Linked DNA regions of Homo sapiens: all the other regions are linked to region 1. A link is a loop called in an ENCODE intact Hi-C map of the cell type or tissue named here. Cell type or tissue: HCT116. All regions are shown on one strand. Region 1 has its middle 84 kb from the start of PLPPR4. Region 2 overlaps LINC01708 (long intergenic non-protein coding RNA 1708). Region 3 overlaps CDC14A (cell division cycle 14A). Region 4 has its middle 130 kb from the start of SNX7. Region 5 overlaps PALMD (palmdelphin). Region 6 overlaps FRRS1 (ferric chelate reductase 1).

Evidence for each region. Hi-C counts contacts between places; a loop is a spot of excess contacts. Peaks named below come from ENCODE experiments on the same cell type or tissue, not always from the same donor. Only the 100,000 strongest peaks of a DNase experiment are listed, where the experiment ranks them.
Region 2: a loop joins it to region 1, with 10 times the contacts of the local background. A loop is called at or near these places in 80 of 110 quality-filtered maps.
Region 3: a loop joins it to region 1, with 5 times the contacts of the local background. A loop is called at or near these places in 3 of 110 quality-filtered maps.
Region 4: a loop joins it to region 1, with 2.3 times the contacts of the local background. A loop is called at or near these places in 20 of 110 quality-filtered maps.
Region 5: it touches region 1 in a loop (4-fold over the local background); 15 of 110 quality-filtered maps call a loop at or near these places.
Region 6: a loop joins it to region 1, with 9 times the contacts of the local background. A loop is called at or near these places in 97 of 110 quality-filtered maps.

Annotation. Positions count from the first base shown.
Region 1 is chr1:99,178,188-99,183,187 of GRCh38, forward strand. No RefSeq gene overlaps it. Among named protein-coding and RNA genes, the nearest start is that of PLPPR4, 84 kb to the right of the region's middle. In HCT116, a CTCF peak has its summit at 2,273 (motif pointing right); a DNase peak (open chromatin) is centred at 2,294; H3K27ac peaks cover 343 bases.
Region 2 is chr1:99,479,258-99,484,257 of GRCh38, forward strand. LINC01708 (long intergenic non-protein coding RNA 1708) reads right to left here. Exons shown (of 3, transcript NR_125951.2): 2 at 857-980. Among named protein-coding and RNA genes, the nearest start is that of LINC01708, 6.0 kb to the right of the region's middle. In HCT116, a CTCF peak has its summit at 2,324 (motif pointing left); a DNase peak (open chromatin) is centred at 2,314.
Region 3 is chr1:100,457,478-100,462,477 of GRCh38, forward strand. All of the region lies in intron 8 of CDC14A (cell division cycle 14A), which reads left to right. Among named protein-coding and RNA genes, the nearest start is that of GPR88, 78 kb to the right of the region's middle. RefSeq lists an enhancer at 4,671-5,000. In HCT116, a CTCF peak has its summit at 2,234 (motif pointing left); a DNase peak (open chromatin) is centred at 2,224.
Region 4 is chr1:98,792,266-98,797,265 of GRCh38, forward strand. No RefSeq gene overlaps it. Among named protein-coding and RNA genes, the nearest start is that of SNX7, 130 kb to the left of the region's middle. In HCT116, a CTCF peak has its summit at 2,200 (motif pointing right); a DNase peak (open chromatin) is centred at 2,216.
Region 5 is chr1:99,683,872-99,688,871 of GRCh38, forward strand. PALMD (palmdelphin) reads left to right here. Exons shown (of 8, transcript NM_017734.5): 4 at 2,805-2,919; 5 at 3,059-3,092; 6 at 3,205-3,318; 7 at 4,904-5,000. Among named protein-coding and RNA genes, the nearest start is that of PALMD, 40 kb to the left of the region's middle. In HCT116, a CTCF peak has its summit at 2,035 (motif pointing left); a DNase peak (open chromatin) is centred at 2,020.
Region 6 is chr1:99,705,150-99,710,149 of GRCh38, forward strand. FRRS1 (ferric chelate reductase 1) reads right to left here. Exons shown (of 17, transcript NM_001361041.2): 16 at 4,049-4,110; 17 at 1-3,971. The coding sequence ends at 3,879. Among named protein-coding and RNA genes, the nearest start is that of FRRS1, 59 kb to the right of the region's middle. In HCT116, a CTCF peak has its summit at 2,601 (motif pointing left); a DNase peak (open chromatin) is centred at 2,592.

The DNA.
Region 1 (5,000 bases):
AAAGATATGCCCTAAATCGTGCGCCCAGTGTCTGGAAAGATACAAGGTTTTGCCCCACCAGTGTGCTAGAACATGTATTAGCCAATATGCCTCTAATATAAGAGAAGATTGGCAACACCATCTGCTTATTCCTACCCCCACTGACAGCACTGGGGGACCCATCCCTGCTTAACCACACTGCCCACCTGTCCACGGTCCTGGATTATCCATACCTCTCAGGGTTATCTCTCATCGTAATAATCATTGATTTATGTATTGAACTCCGTCACGAGTCTACTTGAGTTCCAGGACGATATCTTATTTATTTTTGCTTTCCTAGCACATTTTGGTTAGCAAGAATTAACAAGGATGATTTAAAAAAAATAAGGGTGTGCTAATATTTCCAACTGTCCTATAAAACGATTTTTGTTAAACCCATTTAACAGATGAAGAAATCGAAATTCTAAGATCAAGATCTCACGGTTTGAAATAGCCATACTATTGGAAACCAGATCTGAATCTGAAGCCTGTGTTTTCTTCACTATAATGACCCACACATGTGCTCAGGGTTGTTTGTGCATTTACTGACTGAAGACAGACTGTGAAAATTCCACCAAGAGACATAACGGAGTGTTTTCAATGTATATATAGGCTAAGGGGAGATTATTTTTGCAATAACTCAAGTATTCAAATGAGGATTTTTCCCTTCAAATAGTTTTGGTCTGTGTTTTTTTTTAAATAAGGTTAAATTTTTTTCAGATTGATTTTATAACTTCTCTTTTATAATTATTTTTGTGGAAAAATTTAAAAATGTTATGAACACTAAGAATAACAATATTATACAATGAAAGTGTATAATAAGGAGAATTTCCTGGTCAGGGACTGGGTTAAAACTTCCTTCAAAGGGAGATATCTGAACTGAGAACCAGAGGATGAGTCCGTGTTAACCAGGTGAAAAAGGGAAGGAAAGAATGTTATTCCAGGCAGACGAAACCATTTGCAAAGGCCCTGTAGCAGGGGACACCATCCTAATGAGGAGGAATAAAAAGAATAAAGGTAACGGGAAGCAGAATGGTTCAGGAGGGGCTGAAAAGTAAAAGGCAGACAATTCATTAATTTTGTAAATATTTATGGGAAGCCTACCACACCCCTGCTAGTAATGTAGGTACAGAGGAATAAAAAAGTAATAAAGCATTTTTCTCTCAAGGAAATTCTTAATCTGGCAAAAGATGGCTAAACGCACACACACGCTTACCTCTAGATATAATGCAATGGAAGCGGTATTGTAATAGCAGTAAGAACAAAAGGCTGTGGGAGCACAATAGAAGGAGAAATTAATTGTGATTAAGGAAATATCAAAAGAAGGAATTGGCCAATATTTTATTGGGTAATTGACATGTTAGCTGATCCTTAAAGGTATTCCAAGCAACAGCATGAAGAGAAGCACCAGGTGTAAATAGTGGCCAGAAGTCTATTAAATAATAATTTGTTTGATGGATCTGTTTATTTTAAATCTCAGAGGAGGTTCTATTCTCTGCAGAAAGTAGAATTAAACTAGAAAGCAGTAACAAAAAGATAAACAGAAAAAAACCTTAATAATTGCTATCATGTATATAGGTGTTAAAACACGGTTGCGAAAACAAGTAATCACAATGAAAATTAGAAAATGTTTGGAAATAAATGTTTGGAAATAAATGATAACATGGTTGACATATCAAAATACATAACTAAAGTTATGCTTAGGTAAAATGTGCAGGCTTATGTGCATATGTTAGAAAAGAATATTGAATATCAACACTCTACATATCTATCTGAAGAAGCAATGAGAAAAGCAAATTAATCCAACGAAAGTTGAAGAAAAAGATGACACAGGCAGAAGCCCAATGAAGAGAAAACAAACATAAAATTAATAAAGAAGACCAAAAGTTGGTCCTTCAAAAATAAAACACAATTTATAAACCCCAAGGTCAAGAAAAAAAGAGAAGTCAAAAAAGTCAGAAATAAAAGCCAGGATATTACTTTAGATTTTATAATTGTTAAAATATAATAGAAAGATATAAACAATGTTATGTCCGTAATTTCAATATTTAAATGAAATAAGCAAATACCATTAAAATATTATTTTTTAAATAACGAAATAAGGATGGGAAATCGGAATTGTTCTATATCTTAAGGAAAAAAAGAAATGAAGAATCTCTTTATAGAGGTAGTTATACTCTTCTTTCTGCTTCCTACTAGCCAAAAGGTAACAATGTTTACTATCTCTCAGCATTTCTCAATTGCCGCCACTAGGTGGCAAACGTTTCCAAACTATTGCAGGAGCCTGCAGTGACTATCAGAGTTTGTTGGACACCATTTTGTGTGCTCCCCAACAATCACAAATAGAATATTCTAAAATGGTCTCATTATTGTCATTATAAGCACTCTCACTGTTTTCATGAAACAAAAGATAGCAGCAGGAACAAAACTGCACTGAAAAAAATCTAAACACAGGTTTTATTGCAAGAAATTGAAAACCTACTCTAACAATAGAACCTTCCACTTCAGGCTCAGAACAAGGCCAGCGAAGTGGAGCAGGCCTATCACAGATTCCCATCTCCATGACAACCTTTTCAGTTCCATGCACAATTAAAGCTACAGTATCAGTTTTTTTCAGGAAAAAAAAAATCTGAGTCCTGGCTAGTATTCATTTTTTATAATAGATTTGAGAAATTAAATTGATTCTAATTAGTGCAGCTGACTTAGTGGGTAATAATAATTCATTATACAAGCAGCCCTAACTCTCTTCTCCAAAAGCAAATGAAAATATATATTTTGTATGGTTTAATGTACTATCATTATCACTATCCTTTTTAGCTTTCTTTGACAACAGCTCTTTTGTGCCAGGCATTCTCGAAAATCCTGGCTTAATTCCCCTTCAGGCTATACTTGTGGATAAAAAAAAAATCTGTTCATTTCATTAGCAATTAGATTTCAGCCAGATGGTCTGGAAAGTGTTGGGACTCCCTCAGAATCCTGGAATAACCTTTTCTCCAGATACATGCTTCCTTTCGTCTTCTGAAGACATTTCTGGAGTTTTTAGTTGTTACTGAAAAAATGGGTAGAGCTCAGATTTCTGCTGCCCTGAAAGAGATTGTTCAGAAATTTTGAAGAGTTAAAATATATATATTCAAAGTGTTAAAAAAATGCAACTTGTAAAGAAAATTTAGTGGATCAAGAGTTTAGCGTATGGAGAACAAATGATTGGTGGAGGAATTTATGACAATAACATTTTCAAGTACCATATATGAAGATATTTAAAAATAGAGTGACCAGCTATATTTTTCCTTTTTAAAAAATTAATAAAGATATAAAAATGGGATGTGAGTTTTCATGTTATTTCATATAAGCAATAACATGAAAGACTAGTTGAGTTTAAGACATTTCTGAGATTCCTAAGAATGGAATCAAGGTGGTAAAACATTACCAAGAGTTATCATAGAATACTATGCCATGAAAATCATAAACATGTATTTTTTTTCTTCTTCCTAGAAATGTGCAAGTATAACTTTTCCTGAAATCAGACGACTGAGGCAGGTGACTCTTCATGAACCCTTTCATTACTAGCATCTTGTGATTTTTATAGGCATGAAATGTAGATACTATGGCACTGTTGCTTCATTCATTTTAACCATCTCTAACACCCTATGATGATGACCGGGAGAAATAAAGCAGCCAGTTTGCAATCCAGCTTACTTGTGGATAGATGTTGTCATTGCTTGAAGAAAGTATGATTACTACTACCTTTTTGCGTGGTCAAATTGAGACAAAGAAAAGTTAAGTGTCTTCCCCAGCACTAAGTCCAAGAGAGATGACATATGTTTTATGTCTGTCCAGCATGCCTTTGGTCAACCTCATTTACTTCATTCTTGCCTGGAAATGAATGGGGCTGGCTCAACAGTGGACATAAAACGGATGCCTAGACAAAGAGAAAGCTCTATCTCCTTGCCAAATGTTACATTGAGGAATGGGCATGGGTCATAGCTTTGCCAAAGAAAATTGTTTCCTCCCAGAGAACTCTGAAGCTATTGAGAAAGACATAATTTCTTTTTTTCTTTTTCTTTTCTTTTCTTTCTTTCTTTCTTTTTTTTTTTTTTTTTTTTTTTTTTTTTTTTTACTGAATCTTGCTCTATTGCCTGGCCTGGAGTGCAATGGTGCAATCTCGGCTCACTGCAACCTCTGCCTCCCGGGTTCAAGTGATTCTCCTGCCTCAGCCCAGCCTCCCGAGTAGCTGGGACTACAGAAGCGTGCCACCACGCCCGGCTGATTTTTTATTTATTTTTTATTTTTTATTTTTAGGAGAGACGAGGTTTCACCATGTTGGCCAGGTTGGTCTCAAACACCTGACCTCAGGTGATCCACCCGCCTCAGCCTCCCAAAGTGCTGGGATTACAGGCATGAGCCACCACACCTGGCCAGAGATAATTTCTTTTTGCTTGTAGGGCAAACATAAACCTGAAGTTATTGTCATCTTATAGGGAGAGCTTTTCAAAATGAAGCCAACACAGGTAAAGGGAAGAAAATATAGCTTACACAAACAATGTTTAACATATAGATTTAACACATGGAGACATAGAGGCCTGGTTAGATTTTTAACTGTAAGGTCGAGCAAGAGAAAATACCTCTAATGTTATTGTATAAGCTCCTTATAGCTAGAACCTGACAAACTCATCCAGATCTTTGTAAGTTGTAAGCATGGGATTTAAAAAATGTTAATTTTGCTTTTTAAATTATCATATAGTCACAGACTTTCTTGTACAGGTCTTTGAATTTTGATACTTTTATAGATTCAAATAACTACCACCATTATCAGGATATGAAAAGAGTTCCTTCTATCACCTCAGACTCCCTGGTGTCATTTCTTTATAATCACAGCACTCCATTCCCCTAATCTTTGGCAACCACTGATCTCCTGTCCATTTCTTTTATCTTTCTGGGAATTTCATATAAATGGAATCATGTGATATGCAACCTTTTGAGAC
Region 2 (5,000 bases), 300 kb after region 1:
CATAACAAACCTGCACATGTACCCCCTGTATCTAAAATAAAAGTTGAATTTTTTAAAATGAGACAGATGGTCCAGAGGCCATCTGCTTCTACAACTCACGTTTTTAAACTAAAAATTGTTCATACTTCCTGTGGTCATATGAATAATAAAATTTTCAGTTTTCAGTCTTCTATTCTCAGTTTAGGAAACCAGTGTATAAGAGGAATTAACCTGGGACTTAACCGACCTTTAGAAATGTAAATCACATTCAATATCCTTGGAAGATTTTCAAATATTTCCCGTCAAAAATTTAAGAGTGAACTAAATCTTCCCAAAGATTGGGTCTCAGAATAGTGCCAATGTCTGATACTTTAGGTCCAATTTAATAGAATCCATATTGACTCAGAATAAATCTCTCTTTGTTCCAAACTATTTAAATTATATGATTCTTTGATACTTTGAAGTGCAGCAGAGTAGACAAAGCACTCACAGGTTTCCCAACTTTTACTGCTGGTATCTTTCTGTTGTACCTCCAAAAGGTCATGTACTGACCTTCAAAAAATCTTTCCCTTTTACTTATCTGGGAACCCTTTCTCCAGAGCAGTCGCCAGCTTAGAGTGCAAATCTACCCCATTTAATGGAGAAGATGGTGTGGCATGAAATATAATATTTGCCATTATTCACTATTAGTTCATTCAATCAGCAAATATTATTGAGTACCTGATATATACCAGACCCTTGGCTAAATACTGGGGATATGGCGATAAACAAAATAAACATGACCCTTCTTCTATGGTGCTTAGGGATTAATATAATAGCTCAGTTGGACTTAGATGAATAAAATTATATGACATTTTAAGTTGTTTTATTTTCTTACCTTCAGACTAACTGATTTGTTCTTCTGTAGCCATGTTCAGAGGAAGGAACACTGTTCTACAAGCATCTTCATATTCAAGCTGAAATTACATTCTCCAAAGCCACCCAATCCTGGTCTTACTTATCTAGACACAAATTTGGGCTAAGTCAGCAAGATGGCAAATATCTCATAAACTATCAGTAATTAATTGGTATAGGTATCTGAATTATTCTGAGAAGCTGTACTGAGAAGGACACTGAGGCTACATTTAGTGAGACTGGAGAAAATATTGTGGTCTATTAGCAATATCTTTCCATGAGCTCAATAAATTAGAGTATGACAAATATGCTCAGTTATTTGCATTACCTGGGGGAAAACTCGGAGGTGACGTGGAGAGGTGTAATTCCAGATTAGGAAAGCAGGCAAGGGCCAAGACATAGAAACATGGAAAAGTATGACTTGTTCCCCAAAAGGCAAGTGGTCCAGGTGAATGGAATGCAGGATGGGTAGAGATATGAGAAAAGGGCCAGCGAGGATGTGTGGGCCCAGACTATGGATGACCTTGAATGCCCGGCATCAAGTTTAGATGATTTGTCTGTGAAATTCTCATGTGGTTACCAATCTTTGGTGATTCCCAATCTGAATCAAAGTCACATTCTTTCTGCTATTGGTTTTTCTATAATAAAAAGCTCTCTTTCTCCTCTAAACTTCCTTCTAACCAAGGCATCTGTTCACACATAAATTATCTCATTATCGTTAAAGTTAACATTCTTAAAATTCAACTCTAAATTGGATGGGCTCTATATTTACAGAGAACTAAATTTCAGAATAACCAATAAAACAAGGTGAGTTATGTAATTAGATTGCTGACATAAAGTCCTACCCAAGCTGTTTATGAGAACTATGTTAAGATAGATACATATAGCTCAGCATGTGTTTTTCTTACTCAAAGTAAAGATGAATATATATTTAGTGCACAAAGGATAGAATAATAAAACTATACTAAAAAATCCTGTTCTTTCCAAATGTTTAATTTCTAGTTTCTATGACATAAATGCCTAAATATTCCCTGAATGATTATGCAAAAATAAAATAAAATCTCTTTTTTCCCCCACCAACGTATCTATGTATATGTGTGTGTACATGTGTGTATGTGTGTGTAGGCTAAAGATAAGACAGTAGAAACTAGCTATGAAATTACCAGTGAACAATTTACTGCAACATCTAACATAGCATTCTTATAACTAAAATTACTTAATGTACTAAAGAGTTAAGTTATATAATGCCTACAATTTATATAGTGGAGGTCTCTTCATCTTTTAAAAGGTATACACTGTATGAAGAGGATAATAGTACTTATAGATTTCAAATTGAAAGGCAAATGAAAAAAGAGACTCATGGAAAAAATAATGGCTCAAATGTATTCTGTCAAAGAATAGTCTCAGGATAGAGAATGCAGTCCAAAGAACTGAATATTTGTCTATCTCTGCCCCCTTGTGGTGGTATGTGCCTCTCAGGTAAGATAAGCAAATTTTTGCAGAAGGAAATCAAACACTTCAGGTTTGAAAACAGACATAAGAAAGAGTAAAAATAGAAGTAAATTATTACATTTAACACAGAACAGAATAATTTTACTTCCATCAGTATGTGTATACTTAATAAAATATCTGTGGTTAAATTTTAGGAGCTACTGGACCAGAATAGTTATAAATGTGAAATGCTAAATTAGCCTGAGACAGAAACAAACAGCAAAATTATGGTTAATTTTTATTTTAGATCTTCAAAGTGTTGTAGTGGTAATTATATAGAGATATGTTTTACCCAGAAACTGTGTAGGATTATATGACATATGTTATTCAACCACAATGATGAATGTGTATTGAAGACCTTCTATATGATGGGCACTTGATTAGATCTCAGGGAAAAAAAAGTCAGTACAGTCCTTGACCTCATGGATTCTATGCTTTATGAGGAAAAGAAGACAAGCTACAGATAATCACAATAAAAAATTACAATCTCAAGGTAATGTGTGAAGGAAGAGAATATGGTTCTCTTATATATATTTATTATTCTATTAATAATATTAAATATTAATATATTTATTTATTAGAGCTAATAAAAGAAATAGATCTAGTGTGGGAGGCTAAAATGAAGGAAAGAGTGAGAGAGGCTGTGAATATATGGGAATTGTCTGTAGTTTCTGCTCAATTATGCTGTGAACCTAAAGCTGCTCTAAAAAATAAAGTCTATTTTTAATCAAGGAAGAAAAGCAAGAGGGAAAAAGAGGCACAGCGTGCTGGGATAGGCAGGAGGAGGGGTGCACTAGAAGGTATACAAACAAAGCTCTGGGCAAAACAGTGGCAGAGCACATTCCAGGGCCTTACAGTCAGTGCCTGGAGCCCAGAGAGGGAGAAAGGTGTCCCAGGAGCATGGAAAGGTGTTCAGAAGCCAAAGCTTGCACAACCATCTAGGTCATATAATGAATTTAGGTCTTTAGGAGTAATAGGGAACTACTGAAAGCTTTCAAAGAGTCGGGCAATATAGTCTGTATTTTAGAAATATATTTTAAATATTTTTAAATAAAATCTTAAATGAGGATAAGAGAACACCAAATAATATACGACTTTAATTAAATGTCTGATATGGTTTGGCTCTGTGTCCCCACTCAAATTTCATCTTGTAGTTCCCATGATTCCCACGTGTTGTGGGAGGTACCCAGTGGGAGATAATTGAATCACAGGAGTGTGTGTTTCCTGTGCTGTTCTCGTGATAGTGACTAGGTCTCACGAGATCTGATGGTTTTAAAAATGGGAGTCTTTCCACACAAGCTCTCTCTCTTTGCCTGTTGCCATCCATGTAAGATGTGACTTGCTCCTCATTCCCTTCTGCCATGATTGTGAGGCTTCCCCAACACGTGGAACTGTGAGTTCTCTATTAAACCTCTTTCCTTTGTAAATTGCCCAGTCTTCAGTATGTCTTTATCAGCAGCATGAAAACAGACTAATACAATGTTGGTTCATACATGTAGTGAATGCTTACTAGGTGACAACCTTTGTTCTAAGCTTTGCAGTTTAAAAATGTAATGTTCCCAATTCCATAATGTAGACAATAGACTATTATAGGAGTTTCAACAAAACTTGGACTAGAACCAGGGTAATGGAAATGAATGGACATTTGAAAAACGTCTAGAATAACCAGTGACGGGTTGATTCCTTGTTTCTGGCTTATGCTACTGGATGGATGGTGGCCATATCCTAAATAGAGAATTCTATGGCTCACGCCTGTAATCCCAGAACTTTGGGATGCCAAGATGGGTGGATCATTTGAGGTCAGGAGTTTGAGACCAGCCTGGCCAATATGGTGAAACCCCATATCTACTAAAAATAGAAAAATTAGCTGGGCGTGGTGGCAGGTGCCTGTACTCCCAGCTACTTGGAGGCTGAGGCAGGAGAATCTCTTGAACCCAGAGGTAGAGGTTGCAATGAACTGAGATCATACCAATGCACTCCAGCCTGGGCAATAGAGCGTGACTCTGTCTCAAAAAAAAAAAAAAAAAAAAAAAAAAAAAAAAAGAATGCTAAAAGGAACTAAAGTTTGGAGAGTTCAGATAGCAGGGACCAGAAGAGAAGAATATACCTACATTCAGTCTTGGAAACACTGAATTTGAAGAATTTCTGAGACACCTAAAAGCAGGTATGGGCCAGGTCGAGGAAAGAAGAAAACGTCAAGTCAGAGCAGCTTAAGAAACCTTGGTTAAAAAAGAATAAATGGCTATCACTTAAGAAGACAGCTGATCATCTCAGGGGGAAGAGAAACTTCAATTTCACAGAAGAAATTATGGAAACTGGAGAAGTTGGAAGTTTGGGAAATTTGCTGGTGGCAAATAAGCAGCGAAAAATCACTAAAAATCAGTTCACCACATGGCTTATTTCCTGAAAACCAACCCATCAAACATAGTGACTTAATAAAAATAATCTTATAAATTTTAAGAGAAATATTTTGATTTGATGACTGAATATAAAACAGTACATATGTCATAAGTAAAATTTTAAGTTTCATGTAGAAATTACTCATTTATACTGATTTTTATTCCTTTTAAAATTTCATTTTTTATTGAGCCAACCTTTTAGCATTCATCTGTTTTCATTTACAGTATTTTTAATCT
Region 3 (5,000 bases), 1.3 Mb after region 1:
AGACAGGCTCTTGCTTTGTTGCCCAAGCTGGAGTGCAATGGTGTGATCATAGCTCATTGCAACCTTGAACTCCTGTCCTCAAATGATCTTCCTGCCTCAGCCTCCCAAGTAGCTGGGACTACAAGGCACAGCCCACCACACCTGGCTGGTTTTTTTTTTTTTTTTTAATTTTTAGTAGAGATGAGGTCTCTATGTTGCCCGGGCTGGTCTTGAACTGCTGGGCTCATGTGATCCTCCTGCCTCCCAAAGCACTAGGATTACAGATTTAAGCCACTGAGCCCAGCCTGTTAATTTATTTTTGGATGAGATCTAAGTTGTTTATCTCTTATTCTTACTCTTTTTTTCCTTTTTAAATTTCATCATCTATTTAACCAGATGAAGTTTTTCACTTTTTAAAAACTGCTGTGGTTGGCATAAATGTTCATACATCTTTTTGCAGCTGTAGTTTCTTCTCTAAATTGTTAGAAATAGAATCACTAGATAAAAGGATACGCAATTTTGTATAATAAGTTATAAGTGTCAAAAATATTTAAAACAATTTTTGGTCCTATATTTAATATGGGGAAAAAATTATAGCCACCATTCGCTTACCTGCCAGGAAGGGTGCTAAGCCTCTTGCATATACATCATCTATTTAATGATCAGAACAACCCTCTGGAGCAGGTGGTATTTATTTTATAGAAGAGAAGCTGGAGGCTTACAGGAATTACCTAACTTGTCCAGGTTCATAGGCCAGTAATTGTTGGCGTGTGGATTCAAACATTGGTCTGTTTAATTCTGAATTTTGTGTTGTTTTAAATTTTATTATAGAGGATGTACATGCTCACTCTAGAAAATTTAAGTAATATAAAGAGTAAAACTCTTTAAAAACATCATATAATCAAGAAATAATCACTTTAAGATATCGCTCTATATGCATATTTTATTCTATGCATGTATTGTGCCCTGTCATATTGACATAAAAAAATCTGAAAGTACATTTATCTCACCTTTGTCAGCTTTTATGATGCCTAGAACAATTTCATTTAAGGCTGCCATTGGTAAAATATTGCTATTTTACTGGAATTTCCATTTTAAGATCTAATATTCACTAGAAGCTTCACTATACTTTTTTGTAAAGTACTTTAACTTTGTAAATGCTTTTTGAAGTTGAGAAAATAATTTTGTGATGGAATTAATAAACCTGATCCAATTACAGTGACGTCTTGGTAATTTTTTTTTTTTTTTGAATTGAGAAACCTGTGTTTTTCTGAGGAGGCTGAAAGTCATTTTAGAGGCTCGTTAGAAAAGCTGAGGTTTTAAAGAAGTGATCAAGTAGCTGTTGCTAGGAGGTAGCTAAAGGAAGCTCTAAAATCTTGGGATCTGGGCAGAATGTATTATAAGAGCCTTAAGTGTGTGTTTGTGTCAATAGGGAACACTAGGAGTTTCTTTTAGCCATTTTGATTCACATTGTTTTGACAGTGGGGAAGAGAAGAGCCCTACTTTTTTTTGTTAAACATTTTTGAATTGATAAATGATGGATAACAGCAGAATGAAACAGATATTTTGGATTTCAGATTTTCTGTAAAAATGTCTCTTAAGTGTCACTGTCATTCTCACTTCTATTTAAACACACACACACACGCACACACACACACACACACACACACAGAGAGAGAGAGAGAGAGAAAGATAGCTTCAGACTGAGAATCCCGACCATTTGAGGCATCAGCCTGCTCCTTTAATGAGAGAAGCCCAGTGTCCCGTTTAGTAAAGAGCCTGGGCAGGTTGAAGCCTGGCTCCATTCCTTTTTGGCTGCGTGAACTTCAGTGAGTTCCACAGCTTCTCTGAGCATCAGTTTTCCTATATATCACAGTGGGAGAAATATGATCCTCACTGCAGGCACCTAGTGAGGATTAGAGATGTTATGTGAAGTGCCTTGCAGAGTATTGGGCACACATAATAGGCGTTTATTAGATAGCAGGTATTATGGTTACATTTTTATCATTAGCTGGCCTAATCAACAGATTTTATGTCTTTCTACATTTGCCTGCTCAGTTTGCAGTTTTTACTTTTAATAATGACTGAGTGAACTAGTCATTTGACTCTGCTGTTCTTCAGTTTTCGAACTTTAAAATGAGGGCCTGGGAAGAGATGAATAAAAACATCTCTTTTGACTCTGATACCGTGTTCATGTGTTTGGTCAGCTTAACTCCAGGACTTTGTTGTGGTTCAGTGATGCCAGCGCACCATCTTGTGGCCAGATGGAGTAAGGGTCGGATGAAGGCTCCATAAGTTCTGGGTCGGCACATTATACACATTGCTAAAACCAATCTCTCGCAAAAAGCACTCACGTACATCCGTAAAAGCCACAAACAGTTGTTCACAGGTCATAGGACATTTCCATTGTTCGTTATAATTTATTCTAAACAGTTTTAAGGATTTTTATAAAACCTACTCACCAATTCTAACCGCTCATGTTCATATCATGTTCTCTTATTTGGAGTCTTAACAGATAGAATCAAGTTGAATCTTACTTGAAATTAGCCCCAGCATGGGTGTTGGAATCTGACTGCCAGGATTGAAATACTGGCTCTACCTCTTACTAGCTGTATGTGTACGGGCCAGCTTTTCCAGGCACCAGAAATTGAGTAATTGTAGGTTTTAATGAGATAATCCACATAAAGCACTTAGCATAGTGGCTAGCATATAGTAAGTGCTTGATAAACGTTAGGTGCAATTATTGTTGTTATTATTATTTCAGTGCCCTGTTGCCATATTTGGACAATTTCTGTCCAGTGTTTTCTTCTCAAAAGATGTATACATCGTTTCTCTTAATAGTCTATTTAGGCATGTTAGCTATGCTGCCATTTACTCATGATGGAAATTCATATATGAAAAGAGAGATTCTTGCAGCCTTTGTTGCAGGGAGGAAGGGGATAGGCACTGAACCAATTGCTAACACAACGTGTGACAGGTGCTGTCATGGAGGTCCCAGGCATGCTAGCAACCCAGAGGCAGAAGCTCTCACCAGCCCGCCACACCAGGGCAGGCTGCCCAGGTGTTTATGAGCCCTTCTCCTCCCCATTCCTCACATGATAGAAAAACCGTTACTTCTTAATGCCAACTACAGTTCTTTTTTTGCTTTAGGCTATAAATCTGTTGCAGGGAAATAATTTGAGCAAGTAAACCAACTAGGAAAACAGACTTGATTTTTGCAGTTAGAAAAGCATGTTTTCTCCATGTTTGTGTAGGTTATTGTTTCTACACAGAAGATTTTAAATAAGCTCTGTTTTACCTGTTTGCTCAAAAGCAACATAGCCTGTGAAAATCACATATCTGAGCTGTGGATTAATTGGTCCTGCCTTCCAATTCTGTCTTCATCCTTTGTGTGACCTGGCCAAGTGTACCAGTTATGGCTGTCCAACTCTGGTAAAAGGCAGTTTTTGGAATATGTTGGGTAGCTCATAGACTTTAAGAAAAGGCTGGAGAACTAGGCTTAGAAGATGAACAGGACCCAAGTGGGAAAATGGGAACCACACTAGGCATTTCAAACATAAAGCATTTAATACAAGGAGTTTATTTCAAAGAAGACTAAAAAGTAAAAAGGCAACACTGAAGAAACCAGAATATGTTGGAGAAAACAGCTAGTACCTTTAAGGCTGGGGGGACAAAAGGGACAAAAGTGGAGTTAGCAGAACCTGCTCCTGTTTTCTGCTGCTGAAGTGATGCTGCCAGGAGGACAGGAAGAATTCCCTTCCTCCTCCTCAGGTTGAGGTTTAGTGCCTCCCATTTTTACAACCAATAGGAAGCCAGATAGAAAGGTAGTCTGGGAAATGTAGGGCGTAGTATATGGACTCCAGCCCCAGTGTCACAGAGCATAAGAGTCGGCTTGGAGCTGAGAGCTGACTAGCATAACAGGGATCCAAGGCAGCAAGAAATACAGCCAAGCACACAGCGTGGAAACAGTCTGGTTCACTTTGCTGGCTGCCGCCACCCCTGGAACCTCCCATCATGAATGGGTTCCAACTGAGATAATTGCACTCAGCTGGTATGTTAGGGTTCAGTGAATTCTGAATGGGTTACAGATGTGGCCATCAGTGTGCTGGGAACTTAGTCCCCTGAACTTTTGGAGCTGCCATTGCAAGGCCTGCAAAGGCCAAAGCCCCCAGTGGTTGCCTTGGCTGATTAGCTAAGGCTAGGTCTGTAACCCAGCTGACTGTGTAGCTCCCAGGAATACTCACATGATGGTGGAGCCACTCAAAAATAAAAGGGGATTTAAAGGTGGAGCATCTTCCTCCCTCAAAAAAAGGAAGTGTCCACAAAAGTTATTGTTTATTTTTAACTAAAAAAATTTATATTTTAATTGATAAAAATTATATATTTATGGTGTACAACAACTTTTGAAATATGTATACATCGTAGAATGGTTAAGTCAAGTCTTACTTAAGTATTCACATATTTATCATTTTTTGTGGTGAGAAGACTTAAATTTTACTTTCTAAATGACTTTAAAGTATATAATACATTGTTATTATAGTCACTATGTTGTACAATAGATCTCTGGGACATACTCCTTTCTAACTGAAATTTTGTTTTCTTTGACCAATATCCTCCCAACACCCCCTCTTTTAGTTTCTTAATCTGTTAAATGGAATTAGCCATACTTAAGAGATGGTTTTGAGAATTTGAAATGATACGCAATTGTGACTTGTACATAGTAGGTGCTTAATAATAATTGCTTCTGGGGAGCATTGTACTACAAATTAAAACTATACATATGGCAAAAAAGCTTCAGCTGTAGTTGAAAACTGTTTGTCAAGTAGAGAATAAAGCTCAAGAGAGAATAAAGTCACCATTCTAGGTCTGTTATGCACATTTGATTACTTCAAGAATGCTTTTGTCTTGGGAGTGGGAAGAGTATGCTCCCAGGATTCGAATCTAGAGGTTGAGATTTTGAACTTTAATGATGTATTTTCAGTACTTACAGAAGTTTTCTTTTTAACCTCCTGTGGTGCTTA
Region 4 (5,000 bases), 390 kb before region 1:
GCAAGTTTGTATTGGGAAGAGAGATGAATATTTCAAGCTCATATTCATACTGCCTTGGGAGGAATTTGTAATCTGGATCCCACAGCTGTTGCTAAGTGAACCAATGGGGTCGTTTTCCTCTGGCTAAGCCAGTAGGGGGTTCCCAAAGCCTGTCTCTCCTGCAAGATGCTCTCTGCATTTTTATTACTTGCTATAGCCTTAACAACTGTGTTTGGAAATGCATGATTTTTTTCAAAAAAACCCTCTTATAAATTATGTATGTCTCTATTGACTTAAAATCACACTCATTCACAGGTTCTGTGTTTGGGAGAAAACAAAGAGCATTTGGATGGGGCTGGATTCTTAAAACATTTCTCAAGACAGGGAGCTAAAAGGAAAGACTAACTTATCTGAGTATTATATGTGAGGGTTTCTGAGGTGATTTCATAAAATCTGGGGAGGGGGGAGTTGTGTGCCTAGCATGCTGAGATGGGGTCCATCCGTTTTATCTGCCTCTCCTTGGTAGCACTGTGCTGCTTCAAAAATGGACTCTAGATCTTAAGGCTGGAAGGCTTTGTGATGGCATGAGGCTGTCAGCTAAGGGACAGTAGAAGGGATCACGTTTTAGAGGAAAGAATTTTTTATAAAGTAGACATTGGGGACAAACAGTTTGTGCCAAATTTTCTATATCACTATGCAGCTCACAGCAAAACAGTGCTTTGCATATAGTAGGTTCTCTGCAAATCTTTGTTAGTCTCCTATTGTATTCTTTGGTTTTAGATTTGAGGAATTCCTTGGGTCTGTTTAATTCGTTTACTTTTGAAGGATAAACACATAAAGATATATTAGCAAGATATGGTTATATAATATAAACATAGCAGCCTCTGAAAACACTTGCTGTTTTTTTGTTTCCATGAAACTTGCTTTAGAAAGAAAAAAAATCAAGATTTTCCCCGATATTGTTCTCGTTTTTAGAGTTTCTCACTTTAATCTGAAAGGAGGCATTGAGTTCTTTGAGTCACACTGTTCTTATCCTTGACCCACTTAATTCCTAAAGTTGATTTCTTGTTTTTAAAATGCACATTACATCATCTGTTTGTATGAATAATTGCAAAAAAATGAACTTATGGTTAAAAATCCCCTGTGATTCAAAAAGCTGGTTTTTATGACTTTTAAGTGTGCAATATTGAGTTGATGAACATCATAAGTCTTTTTTTTAATTTAACAGCAATATATTTCCCTCACTGAGCTTTGACCGGGTCTTATGAAGAGGATTCTCAAGTGGAGCCTCAGAGAGCAAGGCAGTCATTATTGACTTTACTAAAGCTTTTGTGAATATATGTTGCCATATCACCAACATTTCCGTGATTTAAATTCAACACTAAATTGGCTCTGGTAATGTTAACCAACAGATTGGATGCAATTCCAGTAGCACATATTCTGACATCTTATCTAACGGATCTTAGCTGTTCTCCTGCAGAAATAAGTTTGGAGCAGGGCTGCAATGCAACCTTAATTATGGGGTAGATGGGCCAGCTACAATAGGATGTTCTGCTGCTAGATGTTCTGTTCCAGAGAAGGATGCAGTCAGTTCAAGCTGTTTTTGACTGATGTTTCAGATTGTGGTCTAGTAAACAGGTCTGAAAATAGCTACTTTTTTAAAGACTGTAAATTCCTGTAAATTAGGGTATGATTTAAAAATTAACCCTAAAAAGAATAAGTGTTGAAGGATGGAGCAACTTTCAGTTTTGAATTACTAGCTGGATGCAGTAGTACTCCATTCTTAAAAGACAAGGAAGCGGGTCATTAGAGAGGATGCATCTAAATGCTATGTGTCAGAAAGGAAAGGAAAATGGAGTTTCTTTACTGCTGAAAAACTGTGTAATTAGCTGAGATAACAAGCATTGATATTTATTGTTGTGGAATGCAAGGAAGAAACTGAAAAACAAAACTCCTGGTGTCTCCACTCCACATCTGCTGAACTAATTTGGGGGTAATTTTATCATTTTAATCTGCATGTTGCTCTTCCCCAGTTGCTAAAGTACCCTGGTGCATACCAGATGTCAGACATTTAATGAGGCCTCCGAGGTTTGGGATAAATTTGATTGCAGGTGTTTAATGGCTGTCAGGCCTTTGGACAAACCCGTAAGCTGGTGGTTCCTGGTTTGCAATGATTCACAGTACTCAACTCTTTAGTAAATGTTAGTGGCCATTCTAGCCACTAGGAGGAGCTGGAGGCTACTCCATCCACTACTCAACAGGCAAGACTGGTCCAGATGTAAGAGCAAAAGATTTTACTGTAGTAGGGTACTACGGAGTCAGTACTATAAAAGATGGATTTAGATCTCAGCCCATAAAGATATGACTTGAAGGAGCATATAGTGGTTAAGAGTGATGGTTCCTAGGGTCTAGGTTTCAAGTCCTGCAAAATAGCAAATTTTCCTAAGTCTCAGTTTCCTCAACTTTGAAACAAAGTTAGTATTAGTACCTATCCCTTAGGTTGTTGTGAGCAAGAAATAAGATAATCCAGGTAAAGAACTTAGCTACACTGTTAGTACTGCCTCATTAAATTTATATATATATATAGTGATCTGATGCTTAGGTGTTCACTTTATCTTGGGGAATCCTCTTCTGTAGAGCTTGGATTCCAGCTAAGGTAGATGATGACTTGATCACCTATGCTAGGATCATCAGTTCCCTTACAGATGTAGTTTAGCCTAGTACTTTGAAGCACAGATTCTAGAGGCATACAGTTCTGAGTTGGAGTCCTGGTTTGGACACTTAGTAACTCTGTGACCTTGGGAAGGTTATTTAATCTTGTTAGATCTCAGTTTTCGTAATCTTTATATGAATAAAACAATAATAACTTAGTTACGTAGTTGTTAGGATTACAATGAAATGACTCTTGGAACTATGTTTTCAATAGTATCTCGTGCATGGTAGTACTCAATAAATGTTTTCTAGTATTATTATTCCTTACTCCCAATACTTTATTTACTTAAAAAAAATCTTCTGTTCTCTCTATTATACTTTACTTCAAAATTTCAGACATCATTGGCTATAGAAAATTTTTTTATAAGACAAGTAGGTCTTCCCATTTCCCCTGAACTAATTACAACTTTGATTCTGATCATCTCTACCTCGGTCACTTTAAGATTACAGACTGTTGGATCAGAATATACAGTGTTCATTTTCTTATTCTTAGATGTCTCACATTTTAGCTAACATGCCTGGATTTGAAGACCTGTTAAATGTGATATTGTGAGAAAGAACCTCTCAACATTAGTTTCCTCATCCTTAAAAAGGGACTAATAATATCTAATTTATAGCATTGCATTTTAAAATACTCTTATTTGGGTAAAGCACAGTGCCTGGCACATGGTAGGCACTCAAAAAATGAGCCAGATTGCTGAGGAAGATGGGGGTTGAGGGGCCAAGGGGTTCACATAAATTTTCACCTGGCTTCTTAATTTAATCCTTTCTCTTCCTTCCTTTGGGATAGATGTTTTCTCCTTTGTCCATTTTTATTTCCATTACTTTCCATGCCACTAGATCCAACCTCAAAATCTACCAGCCATTAAGTAAGGAAATATAAGCTGGTGCCAGTTGTATTGATCACTGATGCTTTGGTATTTTCATTGCTGATGGGAACAGTAAACAAGAACTGAATACATTGTTTAGATTCTCAAGAAAGTCAAACATTAGGGGGCTGTCAGGCTAGGATGGAAATCCGTGGACCATTATGGTTGGAAAAGGGCAAGGAGCCGATGGTCAGGGCCAAGTAGGAAGACATTTGGTGTATCAACGTATAAGGGACTCTAAAACAACTACAGCCCTTGAAGACATGGTGCCATTTAATTCAGGTTTCTACATGTAATTCCTTTTGTAGCTGGCCTCTTTCATAGTTTGGCTTCTGCCAAATTGAAGTGCACTTTGGAGTGAAAATTAAAACAAAACAAAGCATTCCTTGCCACCTGTGATGGATCTCTGTTGAGAATTTTTCCAACAGGTGACAATCACTCTGAGAACAGCCAGTTGACAGCTGCCTGAAGTCAGCAGTTAGAGCTGAAATTGAAAAATGCATGTGATAGTGCTGTTTAGTGAGAACTGGAAATTTTACCCCTAAACTTTAAATGCTCTAATATACCTGCCAAGATGTTTTCTGATTTAGAATATTGCAAAAGAAACTAAAAAGAGAGAAAGAACTACCGAGAAGGTAAAAACATTTTGCTGACATAAAAGACACTAGAAAAGAGCTTTCAATGGTACTTTGAACAGAACTTTGTAATATATTCTTATAAGGTACTTCTATATTCATGCATATAAACTATGAATAAAGAAAACTACAAAAGAAAAGAATATTCCAAATTAAGTTAGAATATTACATTAAATGCAGTGCATGTGACTATCTTAGTTATCTTAAATACAATGAAAGAAGTATAAAAAGACACTTTCTCTCTATTTTAATAAATAATTGTTGGATGGATATTTTGGAGATAGTGGTTTAGATGTGCATGGAATTACTAGCTAGTCCAATTTATCCATATGTCTAGATGTGACTCTGGTATGGAGTACAAGATATTCTGTTATGAAGTTAGATGAGCTGTCTCTGCTTTGATAAGAAATAGGCTACTAATATGTCTAGTGATAGAGATGCTGAGAGTTAATCCTGGATAACAAATGAAGGGGAAATTAAGTGAAAATGTTAGCAACACTGAACTCGACAAGGTTCGTTTTGCTATGTCACATTCCATAAGTGTTGACTCATCATCTCTAACATATCCTCTAAAGTTGGTGAAGATCCTTTTATCTGTTTTTAAGGGATGTGATCACAGACAGAAATTTTATTTTATGTATTTGCTACTTCTAGCATCTACAGCTAGTTACTGGAATCTCTGTATTCCAATTAAAAGTTTCTGGGAATAAATGGGACGGGAGTGGAGAGCAGAGAAAGTAAAATGCCCTGTGTGGATCAGGTTGAACAAGGCATGGGGCCATGAGTTAAAGTTCTTTAAGGGTAA
Region 5 (5,000 bases), 510 kb after region 1:
TCCATCTCTCTGGAGCACACTCCCTTTGAAACCCTCATGTTTCCCGCTCTCACTTCCTTCATGTCTCTGCTCAAATGACACTTTATCAGAGAAACTTCCCTCACCACACTGTGTGAAATAGTGCCCCCTCCTCAGGCTTTCTCTATATTCTTTATCTTGCTGTTTACAGCCCCTATCCTGCTTTTCTCATCAAAAATATTTTTTCTTCATAAATAAATGTGTTTATGTGTATATATATGTATGTACATACATCTGCAATATATACATATTTGTATTACACATTTATTAATGCAGGGATTGACAAACTATGGCCCAGGACCAAATCTAGCCCTGGCCTGATTTTGTACAGACACAAGCTAAAAATGGTTTTTATATTATTAAAAGGCTGTAAAAGAAAAAGGGGAAAAAAGATGAATAAGAAACAGAAAGCATATGTGGACTGCAAAACCTAAAATATTTGGCATCCGGCCCCTTATAGAAAAAGGTTGCCAGCCCCTGTATTGTCTCCCACTAGAACATAAACTCCTTGAGCTCAGGGACTTTGTTTTGGTCACTGTAAGATCCCCAGCACATAGAAGAGTGCCTGGTTCAAAGTAGATGCTAAGTAAATATTTTTAAAAGAATGAATGAATAAAGACAATGAGTTTTATTGTTTGTTTGTTTGTTTGTTAGCCCAGATCTCACTCTGTTGCCCAGGCTGGAGTGCAATGGTATGATCATGGCTCACTGCAAGCTCGACCACTCGGGCTCAAACAATCCTCCCACCTCAGCCTCCCATGTAGCTGAGACCACAGGTGTATGCTCAGCTAATTTTTTTTAATATTTGTAGAGACTGAGGTCTCACTATGTTGTCCAGGCTCATCTCTAACTCCTAGGCTCAAGCAATCTTCCTGCCTCAGCTTCCCAAAGTGCTGGATTATAGGCATGAGCCACTTCTCTCAGCCCAACACTGAGTCTTAGTGAGGTCAGGTGACTTGTCTAAGGTCACACAGGAAGCTGGCAGATGAACCAGGTTTCAAACCCAGGTCCACCTGATTCCACAGCTAGGCCCTGATGTGCAAGAGCTGCTTGAAGCAATGATTTGAACCTTCTTGTTTTCTACCAAAAGGCTTTCCTTTGTAGACTGTCTCTAACAGGCAAATTAGGTAAGCACCCTGTGGGACAGGGGATGAAAAAAGAAAGACATACAGTATGTTGCAGAAAACTTTTAAAAATTATATCATAACATATTTACATCTGATATCAACCATATTCAATGTACTTTCATATACATCATCTCTTAGTGTCACCACATATCTGTCTGTATATGGTAATGAGCGTAATCTGTAATTATGCTCATTACACACATTACAAAACAGAGTTTCAGAGAGGTTAGGGGAACTGGCTTTCACAAGAAATGAGTAGCAGAGACAGAATTGAATCCAGATTTATCACTTTTAGTGCAGAGCTTTCCCCTTTACCAAATTGGACCAACATATATCCCCACAGCTCTGCTGAAGGGTAAAAGTGCTGCCATGGATGTGGAGGAATTTTAATAAAATGGCAGTCACAGTTCAGTCACTTCTAAGAAACCAGGGGCTACTCCATTTCACTTAGAGGTCTGTGGCATACAAGAAAACCTCCTCAGTTATAAACGGCAATCTACCAATGGCCAGAGGCAGCAGCAAAGTAAGAACTTTGAAACTGAAGCAATGAGCAAGAGAGCTGTCAAGCTGACCACATCTTGGGCTTTTACTGGTGTGACAATAGTGCAGCATTTTTGAGCTGCCAGGCCCATGACCATCTTCAAGAAGGAAGCCAAGAAAACTGACAGTTCTCTTAGCTGACACGAATATCCACAGCTGTCACCTCCTGGACCAGCTGCTGAATCTAATCAGCCATCCTCTGAGGCAGCTGACTTTAGAGCCTTAGTGTATTTGGCTGAGAAACCATGTGTGTTACGTGGCTGCCAAGGGCCAGCCTTCTGCGTGATTGCCAGTGTCTCTATGTTTTTATAGAGGAGAGGTCACGATGCTGCCCCCTGGAGTTCATTTGAATCTGACACGCAGCTGTACACTGGCCAAGATACCAGCTCAGAATGCTTGCAACAGTCTAGTTTCAAATGTCTGTCTCTTTGTTGCTGTAAGTTCCTTATGCTGTGTCAGGCCATGTGTGCCCTACCCCCCGCCCAGAAAATGTAGCCTCTATAAACAGCAGCAGTTGAAGCTACTGTACTATATTTGGTCCATTTCTGCATCTCTTCACCCTCCTCACTATAATATGGCCCAACTCTTAGGAAACTGAAATTAAATCAAAGTGTCATTTTCAATGGTAGAATATGCAAGAATTTTAAGTACTAAATGACTATGATTATTAAATCAGTTTAATAATTATAATGTTTTCTTCAAATAATTTATATGATGACTTGGATATGAAAACCTGATGAACTACATAATAACTACAAATGTACCATTCCTTTCGGTACAACTTTAAACTTATGTCTCTGTATTTTAAAAATCTCTTTTATTTGGAAATAACATTAGTAATTGCAATGAAGAACATGGAGCAAAGGTCAAATGCTTTACCTAATATATTCCTTTGTCAAAAAAAGAAAACTTGAAAATCGTTCAAAGTCGGGCATTAGGTATCTTCCATATATTAAGTATCATGCTTAGTGTGATGCTAAGTGTGACATTATATTCTTAGAAAGTGTCTGGCTACTTACATGCATATTCCAAGGAAACTTTATATATGGGGAAGACATATTTGAGAACTCCGCATTTGTACTGTGTTAAGCAATAAAAAGTATACCTTTTTGTTGTCAGGCTTGAGAAAGAGATCCAAGATCTTGAAAAAGCTGAACTGCAAATCTCAACGAAGGAAGAGGCCATTTTAAAGAAACTAAAGTCAATTGAGCGGACAACAGAAGACATTATAAGAGTGAGCATTAACCAATTTTAAAACTGTAATTCTCTCTCAAAATGAATCCACAAATACTATATAATTTTTCAAAGCATATCCACATTTAGATTCTATTTTTTAAACTGTATTAATCATGGAGAATTCTTTTTTCTTACAGTCTGTGAAAGTGGAAAGAGAAGAAAGAGCAGAAGGTATGTTTTTGAATAACTTATTTTATGTTAAACTAAGTTTTTTTGGTAATTTGAAATTGTTCCCATTGTAAATATATTCTAAATGTATTTTGAATTCATATTAATTTTACAGAGTCAATTGAGGACATCTATGCTAATATCCCTGACCTTCCAAAGTCCTACATACCTTCTAGGTTAAGGAAGGAGATAAATGAAGAAAAAGAAGATGATGAACAAAATAGGAAAGGTATATGAGAAATCTGTGTTGAAGGGCATGTTCTTAATTTCAGATTTTACAGTGTCAAATATTCACAACTTGCTATGACATATTATTCTTCCAGGTTAAGCAATGGTTCACTTTACAAAGTTCTGTGAGTTATGTGAGTCACCGCATAGGTGAGGATAATGAGGGTATAATAATAGCATTTATTCCATGCATTTTATTCCCTAACAAACCAGACAGGGATAAGGAAGATAGAGACCCAAAGGAGACAAGAAGCTCTTAAAAGCATAGATTCCCTGGTCAAAAATATTTCTCCTGACATATTCCATCCAATAGAACCTCTTTGGGGGTTACAAAGATCTTTTTTGAAAATGAAAATATTCCTTTGGGAAGCTTAGGCCTTATTTACCTCCATGGGAAATTGAGTTACATAAAACTGATGCTTCAAAGCTTCTAGAAAAATGAAGGTTTGCATTAGAGCAGAGAGGAAAACTTTGAATTTTACAGTGGAAGGAAAAGCTACTCTTTATTTGCAGATGGTAGTCATTTATTCATTCAACAAATATTTAGAGAATAGATACTGTGTGCCAGGTTCAGTTAGGCACATAGTAGGTATTCACTAAATATATCATGGTAGGGAGTGCAATACAGAGAATAAAGCAGAGAAGCTGGACAGGGAGAGTGCAGATGAGGGGTGTTGCAGTTTTTCTTGGGTAGTCAAGGAAGGCCAAGAACCACCAGGCTATAGAGGAGGTAAGAAATACAAAATGGGTTCAGAAAGAAAGGTGGGAGGACACAACAAAAGCAAGCTGTAATTTTGCACAGAATTCTATTCGCTTTACCTTTCCTATTGAAATTCCAGCCATAGGGATCTTACTTAGGTCATGAAGCAAATCTCAGCTTCCCCAGTTCTCTCCAGTCCATTTGTCTCAGTGCAGCTGATATTGCTGTACTTTTTAGCCCTTCCTCTACTTGAAAATGGGAGTGAAAATGAAAAGAAACATAAGGCAGAAAGAGAAGTGTGTGATTGTAGCCTTCTCCCTCCCGTTTCCATCCCAGTTCTACATTTAAACAGCCTCTCCACTGTGAAAACTTTAGAACACACCTCTATAATTTCACCAGGCTGCTGGCCTGTACAACAAGGATGTAACTTTATAAAATATACTGTACTAGGCACTTTGCCCACTGTGATGCACAGTCCAACATATTCTTCTTGACTAAAGAAGAGATTGATTCTGCCCATTGAGAAATGCAAAAGAAAGTATATCCATCTTGCTGAATTTATTAATAGGAAAGAGGATATCTTTTTCGGTTCCCCATTGAAATTCTTTCCTATTTGGAACCATCAGCTTATCTTCTCTAATCAACTTCTCTTCTTCAACCCTTTCCATTTTTCAGTACAATTCCCTACACCATTACATAAAAACCCGTGTTATTCCAGTTGGTCATGATATCATTAATGAGTAAAATCAGAAATTTAAAAAATAGACAACATCTCACATACAAGAACATGAAGGGTCTACTTAATATAAAAATAAACACAGTGAAAGCAGGTTAGTTTACAAAAGAAAAGTTAACTAAATCAAAGATCAAATTTGTTTCTTAACAGCTTTATATGCCATGGAAATTAAAGTTGAAAAAGACTTGAAGACTGGAGAAAGTACAGTTCTGTCTTCAATACCTCTGCCATCAGATGACTTTAAAGG
Region 6 (5,000 bases), 530 kb after region 1:
TCGGAGCCCCACAGCCTGCCCATCTGTATGCTCCCCTAGATTTGAGCAGTGGGGCACTGAAGAAGCCAGCCACATCCCCATTCCACACCCTGCAAGGGGGACAAGGGAACATTTCCCGTTTCACTGAGAAGGGCATTCCAGGCTGGTAACCATCTGTGACCTGGGTGCAGAGATGAGCTTGGTAGGGGCTGCACAAGGAAGAAAGAAGCAGGATGTGGATAGGAACTGTGAATATCCTAATCTGATTTAAAAAGGACTCTTAGAAGAATCTTTCCTTTCATTCCAACCTATAATGGATTATCTTAAACAAGGACCTTTGTTCTTTTTTTCCCTGCCTCATGAGAATATACAGATAAATAGAATTTCAGCCAAACACTACATGTGCCCTGAGAGCTTCCTAGTTGGCATCTGCTGCATTTGTCTTTTCCCACTGCAGCCTGGACTGGTGCAGGATGTGGAAGGGATGAGGTATTGCTTAACACACATTAGAGACAAAATCCTTGACAAAAATAAAGTACTAAAGTGAATTTGATTCATTTACTTGATAACCCATACTATAGACTACCTTTGCCCTTAAGATTGATTTCTGCAGACCAGAGAATTTTTTTATTGCCTCAGCTATTAATGCCAGCCCAACCACAATTTTCTAGAATTTCTTTCATTTCTTTCTGAAAAGCACACACATCTTTATTTCATATTGCATCACTTCTTTAGAAGAAAACATGATTTTGCTCATTGTTTTTGGCAACATTGCTAAAGATATAAAAGCATTTAATTTAACAATAATTACTATCAAAAGAAATAACTTTTGAAAAACTTCCCAGAGTGTTTATTACAGAAACAAAAAGAAAAACTGAGAGGAGTGAAGACTAGGCATTTGCAATTTGTGGATACCAACCACCCATAAGCAGAAGAAGAATAATTTGGTTCTAATCAAAAGATTTGGTCTATTTGGGGCCAGGTGCAATGGCTCATGCCTATAATCCCAACACTTTGGGAGTCTGAGGCAAGGGGATTGCTTGAGCCCAGGAGTTCGAGATCAGCCTGGGCAACAAAGGGAGATCCCTTCTCTACCAAAAAAAAAAAAAAATTTTTTTTTAATTAGCTGGCTGTGGTGGTGCACGGAGTTGGTGCCTGTAGTTCCAGCTACTCTGGAGGCTGCAGTGGGAGGATCACTAAAGCCCAAGAGGTCAAGGCTGCAGTGGGCTAAGATCGCACCACTGCACTCCAGCCTGGGCAACAGAGTAAGACCCTGTCTCAAAAAAAAAAAAAAAAGATTAAATGCAAAGGCTTATTCGGGGAACTCTGTATGTAAGTTGGCAAAGACCAAAATAGTGCCAACATATGAAGCACTGAAAAAGAAAAAGTTAAAATATCTTAGCCTCAACACTCGAAATATAGCAAGCCCACATATTTGAAGACCAAACACATCAAGACTCATCTTTCCCTTAAAAGAATTTTCAGCTGGGCACAGTGGCTCGTGCCTGTAATCCCAGCACTTTGGGAGGCTGAGGCGGGTGGATTACTTTAGACCAGGAGTTTGGGACCAGCCTGGCCAAAATGTGAAACCCCCGTCTCTACTAAAAATATAAAAATTAGCCGAGACTGGTGGTGCACACCTGTAGTCCCAGCTATTCAGGAGACTGAGACAAGACTCGCTTGAACCCAGGAGGTGGAGGCTGCAGTGAGCCAACATTGCACCACTGCACTCCAGCCTAGACAACAGAGTGAGACTTTGTCACAAAAAAAAAAAAGAGAGAATTTTTCTTTGTCAGATGTAGAATATAACTTAAGAGAAATTTATTAACATTTAAGCTCCTTAGTATAGAAAACTGGAGGAAAATAACTTTAGTACACACTTAATTTGCTATACTAAATTTTTTTAATAAAGACCTTCAAAAGGAAAATTTAGATTATAAGTAGCATGGCACATATAGAATATGAACACAGAAAGTTCATATCTAAGCCCTAAGCCACTTATGATAAACACCTATAAAAGGAACAAAAACTAAACTTCCACATTATTTTACCCAGTAAAAGATGTAGGCTATTAGTAGAAAGTTGGTTAAGTAAATTCAAAAAATAAAAATATAAAAAAGAAATAATGAGAAAATTTTTGAAAAATATTAATAAAATAAAGATGTAGGCTACATAGCTGAGGCTATTATTCACACCATATAGAAATTAGGTTCTCGGGCCAAGCAGAAACTATAACATAATCAGAAAGAATACCTAAAGAAATAAAGTATGACTTCCTAAATTTTTTATTTTAAAAATGCCCAGTTTATTTATTTGCTTTGCCTAAGATAGCTGCATTCATTATTACAGGGTCAGGGGACTTGTAAAAACAAATATCAATTATTATAAATAATCACAGAAAACAAATAAACTGGAAAATAAACAGCGGTTACTAATTTAAGGTTTTAACCCTTACCCCAACCACCCAAAAAAAGTAGCCATTTTTAAAATAAAGATTAAGAGTTGGTGGAATTTAAGGGAAATGCCATCCGGTAATGTTACCTAAATACTAGAAAGGAATCAGCACAAGGAAACAGGAACAAAGCAGTGCAGTACTTCGGTATTACAGCGCCACCCACTGGCTAGAAGTCCTCATAGCACATATGAGATGTAGCCATAAAATAGATGAATTCTTGAAATAAGGAATATAACACTGACTATTCTGATTCAGTAGAACATAAAAAATGTCTAACAAAACAGAACCAGACACATTATATTATTTCTACAAGTAAACAGAATATCTATTAGATATGTTCACAAGGGTTTTATCAATTTTGAAATCCAAGTGTATAATCCCCAAATGCTGTAAGGACTTAAATTTTATAGCCAAAACAATTAACACATAAAATGCTATTTCATCTCTGTAGCTGAATACATAAATAGTATCTTTAAGTAAAAGATGCATACTTGCATTTCATTGCTAAGCAATTCATAATATATTTAAATGCTGGTAAAACCTACAATGGCATCTGCTTCACTTCTACCTTTACTAGAGAAGTAACAAAATACACTGAGCAAAGGATATGTCCAAAAAACTAAACTGAAAAACAGTTTCTAAATAAAGTCCACAGACCATTCAGATAAACTAGTAAAAATAGTTTTTCTTTAAAGTACCACAGCACCTTTGTAGTTCAAAATATATTTACCATAGGCTGGGCGTGGTGGCTCACGCCTGTAATCCCAGCACTTTGGGAAGCTGAGGCAGGCAGATCACAAGGTCAGGAGATCGAGACCATCCTGTGAATGGTGAAACCCTGTCTCTACTAAAAATATAAAAAAAATTAGCCCGGCATGGTGGCGGGCACCTGTAGTCCCAGCTACTCAGGAGGCTGAGGCAGGAGAATGGTGTGAACCCAGGAGGCAGAGCTTGCAGTGAGCCGAGATTGCACCACTGCACTCCAGCCTGGGCGACAGAGCAAGACTCTGTCTCAAAAAAAAAAAAAAAAAAAAAAAAAAAAATATATATATATATATATATATATATATATATATATATCGTAATATATCTCTTTATTATCCTAGTGACATCTGTTGTGATTTTCCAAATCACTATTTATTTTCTTAAATACCAACATTCTTAAAATCTTGGCATGAAATATTTGAGAGTTACTTCTCCTGAAGTACAATCTTTCCTTTAAGACCCAGAATTACATATAGGGCATGACATTAATTTATAGTCTATATGACCCTCTTGAATGTTGTTCTCTAAAGGCTGGACTTCAGAATTCCTCTACAGACATGACCCCAGTCTTCCAAGTGAGAATTCACAAATATGCTCCAGGCAGTCAGGACAGGCTTCAAGTTTCTTTGGTTTGATGATAATTATCACTTGGCCTGCAAAAGCCAAGGTCTTTGCTTGCTCATAGATGGTTGATTGCAGATAAAAATATGATGAGAAAAGTAACATTCCCACAGACATAAATTGCCAACACTGCCTTTTTAAAAGCATGACCCTGAAAGAAAAATTGAGATATGAAAAAAAAAAGTATTACCATTAAGGTTTGTGTCAATGAACAAGAAAAGGACTTACCTCTGTTTCCACTGCAGTAAATGACTGAAGGATCTGAATTCTGTCATCATCCAATATTTCAACTGTCAAGAATAATAACATAAGTTTTTAAGGGCAGCGTTATGCAGGTAAATTAAATTTTTTAAAAAAACCTGATTTGTACTGTTCACCCCAATTTCCAGGGTAGAAATTCTCCCACTCCAAACTACTAATTATTGCAGACTTCCTGAACAATTAAGCCTCTCACAAATGTGGACAATCTGGCAAGAGCACACATTTGTTAAATAACTTAAAATATGCCTTCTTCTAGTCATTAAACACCACCTCAAAGTCATAACGATCTAAGCTCTTTGGTTTTATTTTTGATTGACAAAATATTGTATATATTCATGGTGTATGACATGATGTTTTGATATATGCATACATTATAAAATAGCTAAATCAAACTAATTAACATATGATAACTATCCAGGTTTTAAGTATATATGTATTTTAGACAGTAAGCCATCAGCCAAGCATGGTGGCTCACACCTGCAATCCCAGCACTTTGGAAGGAAGAGGCGGGTAGATCACTTGAGCCCAGGAGTTTGAGATCAGCCTGGGCAACAAAGTGAGACCCTGTCTCTAAAAAAATTTAAAAACTTAGCTGGGTATGATAGCACGTCCCTGTGATCCCAGCTAGATGGGAATCTGAATCAGGTGGATGGCTTAAGCTCTGGAGTTCAAGGCTGCAGTGAGCTATGATCACACCACTGCACTCCAGCCTAAATGACAGAGTGAGACTCTGTCTCAAAACAAACAAACAAACAAACAAAAAAACAGTAAGCCATAATTCAGTGGTCATCAAAAGCCCCACATATATAAGCCTATCAAGGATCAAAAGTAGCAGGACAGATATGTACTACTCAGCTCCTGAAGCCACCCCAGGCTCTCCTAAGTTTACAACATATACACTAGACAACAAAGAATTTTT